Regions from separate parts of the Homo sapiens genome. Here region 2 is linked to region 1. A link is an interaction called in ENCODE POLR2A ChIA-PET data of the cell type or tissue named here. Cell type or tissue: HepG2. All regions are shown on one strand. Each heading gives the region's core, and the rest is flanking DNA. Links, peaks and the distances in the headings are about the cores only. Region 1 overlaps SMYD4 (SET and MYND domain containing 4). Region 2 overlaps WDR81 (WD repeat domain 81).

Evidence for each region. Peaks named below come from ENCODE experiments on the same cell type or tissue, not always from the same donor. Only the 100,000 strongest peaks of a DNase experiment are listed, where the experiment ranks them.
Region 2: POLR2A ChIA-PET joins it to region 1 with 12 read pairs; 14 of 35 experiments call an interaction of 5 or more read pairs at or near these places.

The regions. Positions count from the first base shown.
Region 1 is chr17:1,808,732-1,814,098 of GRCh38, reverse strand. SMYD4 (SET and MYND domain containing 4) reads left to right here. Exons shown (of 11, transcript NM_052928.3): 3 at 1,984-2,128. Among named protein-coding and RNA genes, the nearest start is that of SMYD4, 18 kb to the left of the region's middle. In HepG2, for the core only: no CTCF peak of the experiment used is centred there; a DNase peak (open chromatin) is centred at 3,278.
Region 2 is chr17:1,733,511-1,738,877 of GRCh38, reverse strand. WDR81 (WD repeat domain 81) reads right to left here. Exons shown (of 10, transcript NM_001163809.2): 7 at 4,662-5,351; 8 at 3,161-3,306; 9 at 2,660-2,839; 10 at 293-1,513. The coding sequence ends at 1,193. Among named protein-coding and RNA genes, the nearest start is that of SERPINF2, 6.7 kb to the left of the region's middle. RefSeq lists a silencer at 1,949-2,243 and enhancers at 2,484-2,999, 3,000-3,517. In HepG2, for the core only: no CTCF peak of the experiment used is centred there; DNase peaks (open chromatin) are centred at 1,817, 2,277 and 2,897.

The DNA of each region.
Region 1 (5,367 bases), core at 261-5,260:
GCTCAGGCAATCTTCCCTCTTTGGCCTCCCAAAGTGCTGGAATTACAGGCGTGAGCCACCGCACCTGGCCATTCTGCAGCTCTGTGATTTCTTCTTTGATTCAAGAGTTACTTAAGATAATTTTTAGTTTCCATGTCATTTGTGTTTCTACTTTTGTTATTCATATTTTACTTTATGGCATTATAGTCAAAGAGAATAGTCTAGGTTATTCTATATTATTTCTTTTTATTGGAAAATAGGTATATTTTTTGTTAGTATGTGTATATGTCTCTATATTTATGTATTAGTTCAGCTTTATTAATTTTGTAGAGCATTTGTATATTTATTTCTTAAACTTCTTAGTTTGAAATAATTTCAGACTTACTTGCAAAAATAGTATAAAGAGGCCAGGCACAGTGGCTCACACCTGTGATCTAGCACTTTGGGAGGCCAAAGTGGGCAGATTGCCTGAGCTCAGAAGTTCAAGACCGGCCTCGGCAACATGATGAGACCCCATCTCTACTAAATATACAAAAAATTAGCTGGGCGTGGTGGCTCACACTCCTAGCTACTCCTGAGGCTGAGGCACAAGAATCACTTGCACCCAGGAGGCGGAGGTTGCAGTGAGCCGAGATCGTGCCAGTGCTGCACTACAGCCTGGGCAACAAAGTGAGACTCTGTCTCCAAAAAAAAAAGTACAAAGAATTGGTGAATTCTTCCAAATTTCGCAAGTGTTAACGTTTTACTACATTTACTTTATGATTCATTCTCATTATCTCTCTTCTGTCAGCCACTCAAGTATTTTCAGCAGTTGAAGTGGAGAATACTCCTTGATTCAAAAGACACCATATATTAGTCTCATTTTCCAGACTCAAGATCCTGGCTGGGCCCAGTAGCACATGCCTGTAATCCCAACACTTTGGGAGGCCCAGGCAGGCGGATCACTTGAGGTCAGGAGTTCAAGACAAACCTGGCCAAAATGGTGAAACCCTGCCTGTACTGAAAATACAAAAATTGGCTGAACGTGGTGGTGCATGCCTGTAATCCCCGCTACTCGGGAGGGTGAGGCAGGAGAATCACTTGAACCCAGGAGACAGAGTTTGCAGTGAGCTGAGATTGCACCACTGCACTCCAGCCTGGGTGACAGAGCGAAACTCTGTCTCAAAAAAAAAAAATCTTTTATGATGTATGATCCGAGGGATGGTTCGTTGGCCAATAATTATGAGATAAAGAATAAAAAATTAGCCTTCAGTCCTCTAAATAGAAATTCTGGCCAGGTGCGGTGGCTCACGCCTGTATTCCCAGCACTTTGGGAGGGTGAGGCAGGTGGACCATTTGAGGTCAGGAGTTCGAGACCAGCCTGGCTAACATGGTGAAATGCTTTCTCTACTAAAAATACAAAAATTAGCTGGGCCTGGTGATGGGCGCCTGTAATCCCACCTATTCAGGAGGCTGAGGCAGGAGAATCACTTGAACCAGGGAGGCGGAGGTTGCAGCGAGCCGAGATCATGATTCTGCACTCCAGCCTGGGTGACAGTGAGACTCCATCTCAAAAAAAAAAAAAAAAAAAAAAAGAAATTCTGCTGATCATTTGAGCCCAGGAGTTCAAGACCAGCCTGGGCAACATGGCAAAACCCCACCTCTACTAAAAGTACAAACATTAGCCAGGCCTGGTGGCACACATCCTCCCAATTAGTGCCAGCTACTCAGGAGGCTGAGGTGGGAGAATCATCTGAGCCTGGGAAGTCAAGGCTGCAGTGAGTGGAGATGGCACCACGGCACTCCAGCCTGGGTGACAGAGTGAGACCCTGTCTCAAAAAATTCTGGTCCCTGTGTCTCTGAGACTATGAGATTTCTTTCCTCTAATCACATTGCACAATGTACATATCCTCATGTGTGTGAAATGTTTTGCGGGCCCACTTTCTTGTTTTGAGGGCAATGGTTTAGAGCTTTCCTTGAAATAACACATTTCTGCTTACTTTGTTTCCTCCTTTCTTCATGCAGACCTGAGGATGAGCTGTTTCTAAAAAGACTTTCTAAAGGTTACTTGGTGGGAAAGGACTCGGACGCTCCTCTTTTCTACAGAGAAGAAGGAAACAAAAAATTTCAGGAGAAAGATTACACAGGAGCTGCAGTGCTGTACTCTAAGGTAAAACACTCCCAGCTCAAGCAATTTATTATTTATTTTTCTCTGAGACAGAATCTTGCTGTGTTACCCAGGCTGGAGTACAGTGGTATAATCTCAGCTCACTGCAACATTCGCCTCCTGGGTTCAAGCGATCCTCCCACCTTAGTCTCCTGAGTAGCTGGGATTACAGGCATGTGGCACCACGCCCAGCTAATTTTTGTATTTTTAGTAGAGATGGGTTTTCGCCATGTTGGCCAGGCTGGTCTCAAACTACTGACCTCAGGTGTTGCGCCCGCCTCAGCCTCCCAAAGTGCTGGGATTACAGGCATGAGCCACCATGCCCTGCCCAGCCCAGCAATGTAACAATGCGTGTTTCTTCAGGAGATGGACCCATATTGCTAAATTGTATAGCCAGTGTTATCTTTGTCTATAATTTATTGAATGGATTTGAAAAAGAAACCTGGCGGAATTCTGCTGTGGTTATAGTCTGAAACAAAAGGTAGTTTTTAGGCCCAGCACAGTGGTTCACACCCGTAATCCCAGCCCTTTGGGAGGCTGAGTCGGGAGGATCACTTGAGGCCAGGGGTTCAAGACCAGCCTGGACAATATAGGGAGACCCCTTCTCCACACACACAAATTTTTTTTAAATTAGCCTGACTAGTGGTGGCATGCATCTGTGGTCCTGAAACGGAAAAAGTTCCCTTGTTCCCCTCGCAGGGCGTGCGATGGAGGTGTGGCTCGCTTCCTCCGTGCCCTGCTACTCAAACCTCTAGGGGAGCATATAGATGGGCAGGCTGCGGGGCTCCGACCCCAGGGCAGTGTCTAGGGATGAATGTTTACAGTTGAAGCCCCAGTGGGCGTGTGTTACAGGGTGCTCTTTTAGTTTGCTGTCTATACGCGGCTTGTGTTAACCAGCTCAGTTAAACTCTCCACCTTGTCGCAAGGACAGAGGGCTTCCTGTATCCCGGGTTCTTGCCTTGGTGTGCTGGAAGAATCGGATCACACGTGGGCTTTAAGAATGAGTGCAAGGTTTTATTGAGTAGAAGTAGCTCTCAGCAGGTTGGGAGCCAGAAGGGAGATGGTTTTCCCCTGGAGTCAGGCCACTCAGAGGCCCACCTCTTTACCAGCTGCTCTGGCCAAAGTCCGTGTCCTTCTGCACTGGTCGATGGCATGCCGATGCCTGTCGGCTGCTCTTCCGCCGGCATACTCCTGACAACATCCAGCTGCTTATGTGTCTGCCTGCTAGGGTCTTGGGTTTTTATAGGCCCAGGCTGGGGGGCGTGGCAAACCAGGGTGGTCTTGGAAAATGCAACATTTGGGCGCGAAGGCGGGAGTGCTTGTCCTCACCTGGGTCAGTGGACACAGGCCCAAGGGTGAAGCCCTACCCAGGGACCCGCCTTTCTCTACACAGCAGTTCCCTGCCCCCCTCCCATATCAGTCCCAGCCAGTCAGGAGGCTGAGGCAGGAGGGTCACTGAGCCCGGGAGTTCCAGGCTTCAGTGAGCTGTGATCACTGCAACATTTGCCTCCCGGGTTCAAGCGATCCTCCCACCTTAGTCTCCTGAGTAGCTGGGATTACAGGTATGCGGCACCACGCCCAGCTAATTTTTGTATTTTTAGTAGAGATGGGTTTTCGCCATGTTGGCCAGGCTGGTCTCTGCACTACCCTGGGTGACAGAGTGAGACCCTGACTCAAAAAAAAAAAAGTAATTTATGTGTTCTGAATTTCTTCAAGAAACTTCTATTTCCATATTCCTTCCGATACCCTGTAGCAGTAAGCTTATGGGCCCCTCGCCTGCCTTGCCCATGTCTGTCAGCCCTTGTTGAACTACATGCCATTTTTGTCTGAATGTCTGATGAGACTGTTAGCTTGATAGAATTAGTAATCTATTATTCTTGGCTGGGCACAGTGGCTCACACTTGTAATCCCAGCCCTTTGGGAGGCTGAGGCAGGAGGATTGTTTAAGCCCAGGAGTTCAAGACCAGCCTGGGCAACATAGCAAGACCCCATCTGTAAAATAACGTATAAATGGGCCGGACACAGTGGCTCACACCTGTAATCCCAGCATTTTGGGAGGCCGAGGTGGGTGGATCAGGAGATTGAGACCGTCCTGGCTAACATGGTGAAACCCCATCTCTACTAAAAATACAAAAAATTAGCCGGGCACGGTGGCGGGCGCCTGTAGTCCCACCTACTCAGGAGGCTGAGGCAGGAGAATGGCGTGAACCCGGGAGGCGGAGCTTGCAGTGAGCCGAGATCGCGCCACTGCACTCCAGCCTGGGCGACAGAGCGAGACTGTCTCAAAACAATAATAATAGGCCGGGCGCGGTGGCTCACGCCTATAATCCCAGCACTTTGGGAGGCCGAGGCGGGTGGATCACAAGGTCAGGGGTTTGAGACCAGCCTGACCAACATGGTGAAACCCCGTCTCTACTAAAAATACAAAAAAATTAGCTGGGCGTGGTGGCGGGCGCCTGTAATCTCAGCTACTCAGGAGGCTGAGGCAGGAGAATTGCTTGAACCCGGGAGGCAGAGGTTGCAGTGAGCCGAGATCGCACCACTGCACTCCAGCCTGGGCGACAGAGCAAGACTCTGTCTCAAAAAAAAAAATAATAATAATAATAACAATAATAATAATGTATAAATGACTCTTATTGTCCTGCTTTCATAGTAAGAACTGGAACAAGATCCCCTGAGCAACTTCCTTCCGTAGCTTTTAAGATACTTATATGGGCTTAAAGCAGGAGTATGACAATCTCTTGCACCAGTTCTGTGACCTTGGATATTAAAAGAATAAGTTTAAATTTGAAGGGTAGGCTGGGCACAGTGGCTCACTCGTGTAATTCCAACACTTTGGGAGACCGAGGCGGGAGGATTGCCTGAGCCCAGGAGTTCAAGACAGGCCTAGGCAACACAGCGAGGCCCTGTCTCTGTTAAAAACAAAATTTGTTTTTCATTTGAAGGGTGTACATCCTACTCTGAATCTTTAACAGGTTTATGCTTGAACGTGCTTGAAGTTTGGGATTAATTTTCCAAAAACGATCACACCTACAACAGCAGCTTCTACAGCTGATAAAATCCCTGCTTTGTAGTGTTGTAATAAAGTATTTAGCTAAATAATGTAAGCTTTAGTGGTTGCTGAGGGATTAAAGTCCATTAGGTGTAATGATCCAGTGATAAATGGCTTAATAGTTCTTTTTTCAGAGCTAATCTCTTCAACTTTATGTATGTGCATCATAAATGTGATCACATGGGAAGTT
Region 2 (5,367 bases), core at 161-5,160, 75 kb after region 1:
CCTGCATCAGGCCGCCTCCTACCCTCACTGTCCTGCTCCTCACTCCCTCCATCAGGCCCCTTCCCACCCTCACTGTCCTGGAAACTGCTGGGTCTCGACTTTCCCCACCCTGACACCACCAGCAAGATAAGCCTCAGGCTGGGCGTGGTGGCTCATGCCTGTAATCCCAACACTTTGGGAGGCCGAGGCAGGAGGATCGCTTGAGCCCAGGAGTTGGAGACCAGCTTGGGCAACATAGTCAGACTCCATCTCTATTGAAAAAAAAAAAAAAGACAAGCCTCAGTTCACCCCATGGCTCTTCCAAAGGATTTATTGGTCCTATTTACATCTATTGCAAATTGTGAGAAGGCAGCAGGGGCCAACCCCTGGACCTCATCTCTGTCTAGAATGTGAGGTCGCAGGGATGCTTAAGTCTTCCTCTGGCAGAGACCCGAGGTGCAGAGATGATTCTTCTCACCCCTTCTCTCAGGGTCGTGGAGCCCCAGCAGGGGTTCAGGGCCCAGAGGCTGCCCCCTCAGCTGAAGGCACAAACACTGTGGTAGGGGTGGGCAGACAACGCATGGACTCACTCCTGGCAGGCGCCACTGGCCAAGTGCACCTTTTCCCCCTGCTCCTAGCCTCCTTCTTCCTTCCCGTCCCGGTCCCACACTGGCCAGGGCCTGGATGGGTGGCCACTTAAACCCCAGACCCAAGCCCTTAACTCCTGGACCACGGCCAGCCTTCCTTAGGCTGGAATCCAAGCACCATCAGTGCCCTGGACCAGGCCAGCTTCCCTGTCCTAGAGGGATGGGACAGAGAGTGCCCAGCGGGGGCTGAGGGGCTAGAGACCGGCTGGGCAGGGCCAGTCTCCCTTCCCCTTCCCGAGCTTCCCTGTCCTCATGTGGACCCAGAGGGCAGAGCTGGGGAGAAGTGAAGGTAGCAACGCTTCCTCCTGCTCTTAACTTCCTGCTTGCTAGGAGCCCTGTGTCCCCAAGCCATGAATGAGACCCCTCTGGCAGGCTTGGTGGCTCTGGTGATTCAGGGGCCAGGACTCCCCCACTCCATTTGCAGGCCCTAGTTGGCAGGCCATGTGGGCACCCAGGGCGTGGGACCCAGGGCCTCCCTGGAGGGAGCTGCTGCTCAGGGAACAGGGTGAGTGGACACGCGCCCGCAGATGTCTTCCCACCCTTGCCCGGCCAGCTCCTGCCTCAGTCTATGCCAGGAGGCGGATAACCCCGTTGTCTGAGCCCAGCAGGAGGTGGCGTTTAGTGGGCAGCAAGGCCAGGCTGGTGAGCGTGCCGCGGAAGTTCTCAGAGCTGAGCTTCGTGGTGGCCTGCGAGGGTGGCTCAAGCAGGGAGCAGACGCCAATCTTGTTGGACACGGTGCCAGTGACCACCTCGCTGCCGTACAGGTCAAAGGTGTGGATGGGGTCGGATGCTGACTTGTAGTGATGGGTGGGCTTCTGCTCCAGCTCCTTCCAGACGGTCAAGGAATGGTCAGAGGAGGAGCTGACCAGGACGCTGCCCTCCACCGCCTGTCCCGGGAGAGGAGAGCCTCAGCAGGAGCCTGGGTCCTTCTGCATACCCTTGGGCCCCAAGGCCTTCCCAGTTCCCTCCGCAGTTTCTCTCCAGGGAGACAGGCCGTCCTGGGTGGGTGACAAGCCGCCACCCTCCCACACACACCATATTCACGTTGGTTCATTTTAATACGCTCAGCATCCGTAACCCAGTCGTCACTCTAACTTGAGAACTACGCACAGGCATGGTGCCAGGCGTGCACGTGACGACCTTGACCTTCGTAACAACCCTATGCGGTGGATGCTGCCATTGTCCCCATTTCACAAACAGGAAAAGTGAGGCTCAGAGAAGTGAAGTAACCATACCAAGGTCATGGGGCCAGCAAGCAGCAGAGCTGGGATTAACACCCAGGCTGACCCCAGAGCCCTCCTGACACTTTCTTGGAAAGTTAGAATTTGGGGGCACCTTGAGCTGAGGGTTCCCTGGGGCTCTGGAGGGAGCCAGCGACAGCCTGCTGTCAGCAGGGCAATGCAAGACTCCTGGCCTCCAGCCAAGCTGGGGAGGAAAGTCCCAGCTGCCTGCAGAAATCCTCCCACACGAAGCCCTGTTCCTCCCCTCCTGGGCCTCCCTGAGCAGCTCCCCGAGGCCTGTGACTGAGAATGGAGGGAGGGGGAGGGGAAGGAGACGGGGACAGGATCCCCATGCCCAGGCGTGCTCCTGCCCCCAGCCAGGGCAGCCCGGCAGGGCCATGGACTCTGCTCAGCGGTCTACAGGCAGTAAACAGCCTCCCAGCTCAGCTTTATTTAACCTGAACTAGGTCACGGACAGGGCCTGACCCCTGATCCTCCAAGCAAGACAAATATGGACAAGGGTTACTCATTAGAACATCGCCATGAGCAACAGGGTCAGCCCTGCCCCATAGCTCCCGCCCCACTGCCCCGTGGCTCCCGCCCCCATGGCCTGCCTCCTGCTGAGACCCCTGCAGTGCAACTGGCTCCCAAGGTGGACCGAGAGGGCTACCCTCCCTGCCCAGTTAGTCCTGGACCAGGTATATAAGACAGACCAGTTCGAGCCTGAACCCGGGCAGGCAGACCCTAAGCAGGGGTGATGGCTGGACAGGGGCGGGGGTTGGGCAGCAAGGGGAGGGAGACCCGGCCCGTCACCTTGATCTGCAGAATGTCCCCCTCGTGGGCTGGCCAGCCTCGCAGAACCAGGCCTGTGCGGGTGTCCAGGAGCACCATGAAGCCTGAGGAGAAGCCGGCCACGACACTACGGCCACTGGGGCTGATGGCCAGGGCACGGACAAGCCCAGGGTTCAGCCCACCGCCCAGTCGGAACTCGTGCTGCAGGGAGAGGGCGGCTGAGCTGAGGCACCACCTTCCCATCTCACACTCCCCAAGGCCCTGCCCACCACCCAAGCCCACACAGCAGGAAGGCCTGAGCCTCTGACCCTCATCAGGGGGCATGAAAAGCCCAGAACCCCACCCCCATCACAGGCCAGAGTCCTGCCCCGCAGGATGTGTGGCTGTGGGTGATCTAGCACCAAAGAGAAACTAACTAGGGCCCCAGAACAACATCCTGGCTTTCTGTTTTTGGGGAGTCTCTCCTCCTTGCCAGGTCCCCAGAGAACCAGGCGAGTGCTCAGGGAACTGGACCCCCCTGACCTGCAGACCAGGCTTCCTGCAGTCCACAAAGCGCAGGGTAGAGTCAGAGCTGGCCATGGTGATGCTGGTGTGGGGGGCGGGCATGACAGCCACCGCAGTCAGGGGCACCCGGCTGTCCAGCGGCTCCACTGTGCGAAGGGTCTTCCCTGGGAAGGAAAGTCACAGTGGATCTGGGGTCCCAGCAGCTGACGGAAGAGCCCTGGGAGCTTCTAATCCCCCAACTCACCGCACACCTGCCTCCCGTCCCCCAGGGATCCTTAGAAAATGCTAAAGATGTTTCTCTTTTTTTGAGATGGAGTCTCGCTTTGTCGCCCAGGCTGGAGTGCAGTGGTGCAATCTCGGCTCACTGCAACCTCCACCTCCCAGGTTCAAGCAATTCTCTTGCCTCAGCCTCCCGAATAGCTGGGACTACAGGCGTCCGCCACCACGCCTGGCTAATTTTTTGTATTTTTGGTAGAGACGGGGTTTTACCATGTTAGCCTGGATGGTCTCGATCTCCTGACCTCATGATCCACCCACTTTGGCCTCCCAAAGTGCTGGGATTACAGGCGTGAGCCACCGCGTCCGGCCTTTTTTTGTATTCTTAGTAGAGATGGGGTTTCACCATGTCAGCCAGTCTGGTCTCCAACTCCTGGCCTCCCAGAGTGCTGAGATTACAGGCGTGAGCCACTGCATCGGCCTAAAGATGTTTCTTGACTCTCCCACCTTCCTGCTTCCATGGCCCGGCCAGGCTCCCATCCCCAAAGCAACCTCCTCTCTCTGCACAGTGCTGCTGACCCAATGCCACCTCCCTCTGTCTTCCCCGACACCATCCCTTTCCCCCTTTTAACCATATTTCTCCCTATGGTGACGCCAAAAAATAAGCAACCATTGACCAAATATCTGCTACACATGAAGCCAAAACCCTACATGTGTTATCTTCTTCTTTTTTTTTTTTTTGAGACAGAGTCTCGCTCTGTTGCCCGGGCTGGAGTGCAGTGGTGCGATCTCGGCTCACGGCAACCTCTGCCACCTGAGTTTGAGAGATTCTCCTGCCTCAGCCTCCTGTGTAGTTGGGAGTACAGGCACCCGCCACCACGCCCGGCTAATTTTTGTATTTTTAGTAGAGACGGGGTTTCACCATGTTAGCCAGGATGATCTCGATCTCCTGACCTCGTGATCCACCCGCCTCAGCCTCCCAAAGTGCTGGGATTACAGGCGTGAGCCACTGCGCCCGGCTGTGTGTTATCTTCTACGCCAGTTTTTCTGATTCTCAGTTTATAGATGGGAAAGGAGACGCTTCCAGCAGCAGGAACTTGCTCAAGGTCACTCAGCAAGTAAGCCGGTGGAGCCAATTCAGACTCAAGTCTAACAGATTCGAAGCCCTAACTGTTCTCCTAGGCGGCCTCGCTGGGTCTCCCCAAACTCCGCAGCATTACAGCCCCACCCTCGGGCCCCCTTCCTGGAGGCCTGGTGGGGCGCAGGAGCAGGAAGAGAACAGGCCTCACCTGGGCCCGCTCACCTGTGAAGGGGTCCCAGACGTGCACAGCCCCGTCACAGCTCACCACGTGCTGCGGGGCCTCAAGCTGGCCCACGAAGAAGACGCTCTTGCGGTGCTGGGTGTAGACGAGGCGTGGGGCCGTCTCGCTGGTCCCGTCGCCGTAGTTGTACAGCGGCCAGAGGCGCACGGTACGATCCTTGCTGCCGCTCAGGAAGAAGTCCTCGCTGCTTAGGGGTGCCACGCACTTGACGGCCCCCGAGTGGCCCGGGAAGCTCTGCAGGCGGATCTGGTGGAAGTGAAAGTGGGCATCCTGCTGGCTCACGCCGATCTCGTACTGCCAGTACGCCAGCCAGTTTCCGCTCAGCCCGTGCACGCTCCGCGGCAGCTCCTGCTTCAGGGCGTTGTCGTCGCTCCCGCTGCCCAGGCCCCCGCCACCCACCCCCGAGATGGGGCCCAGTGGTCCGGGGTTCTCAGGCCGAGAGTCATTGGGGATCTGAATGCGGTTCCCCACCAGGACGCTCCCAAAGGTCCCTGAGTGGCCGTCATCCTGAGGGCAGCCCCCACCATGGGGGTCCCACTCGGGCCCGGTGCCGGGCATGGTGGGCTCCACGCTGGCAGGGTTGCGACTGCTGGGGCTGATGCTCTCCAAGTACAGCGCCGCCAGCTCCCCAACCAGCTCGTGGTTGGGGATGATTTTCCGGATGATGTCACCTGGATAGGAGTGGGA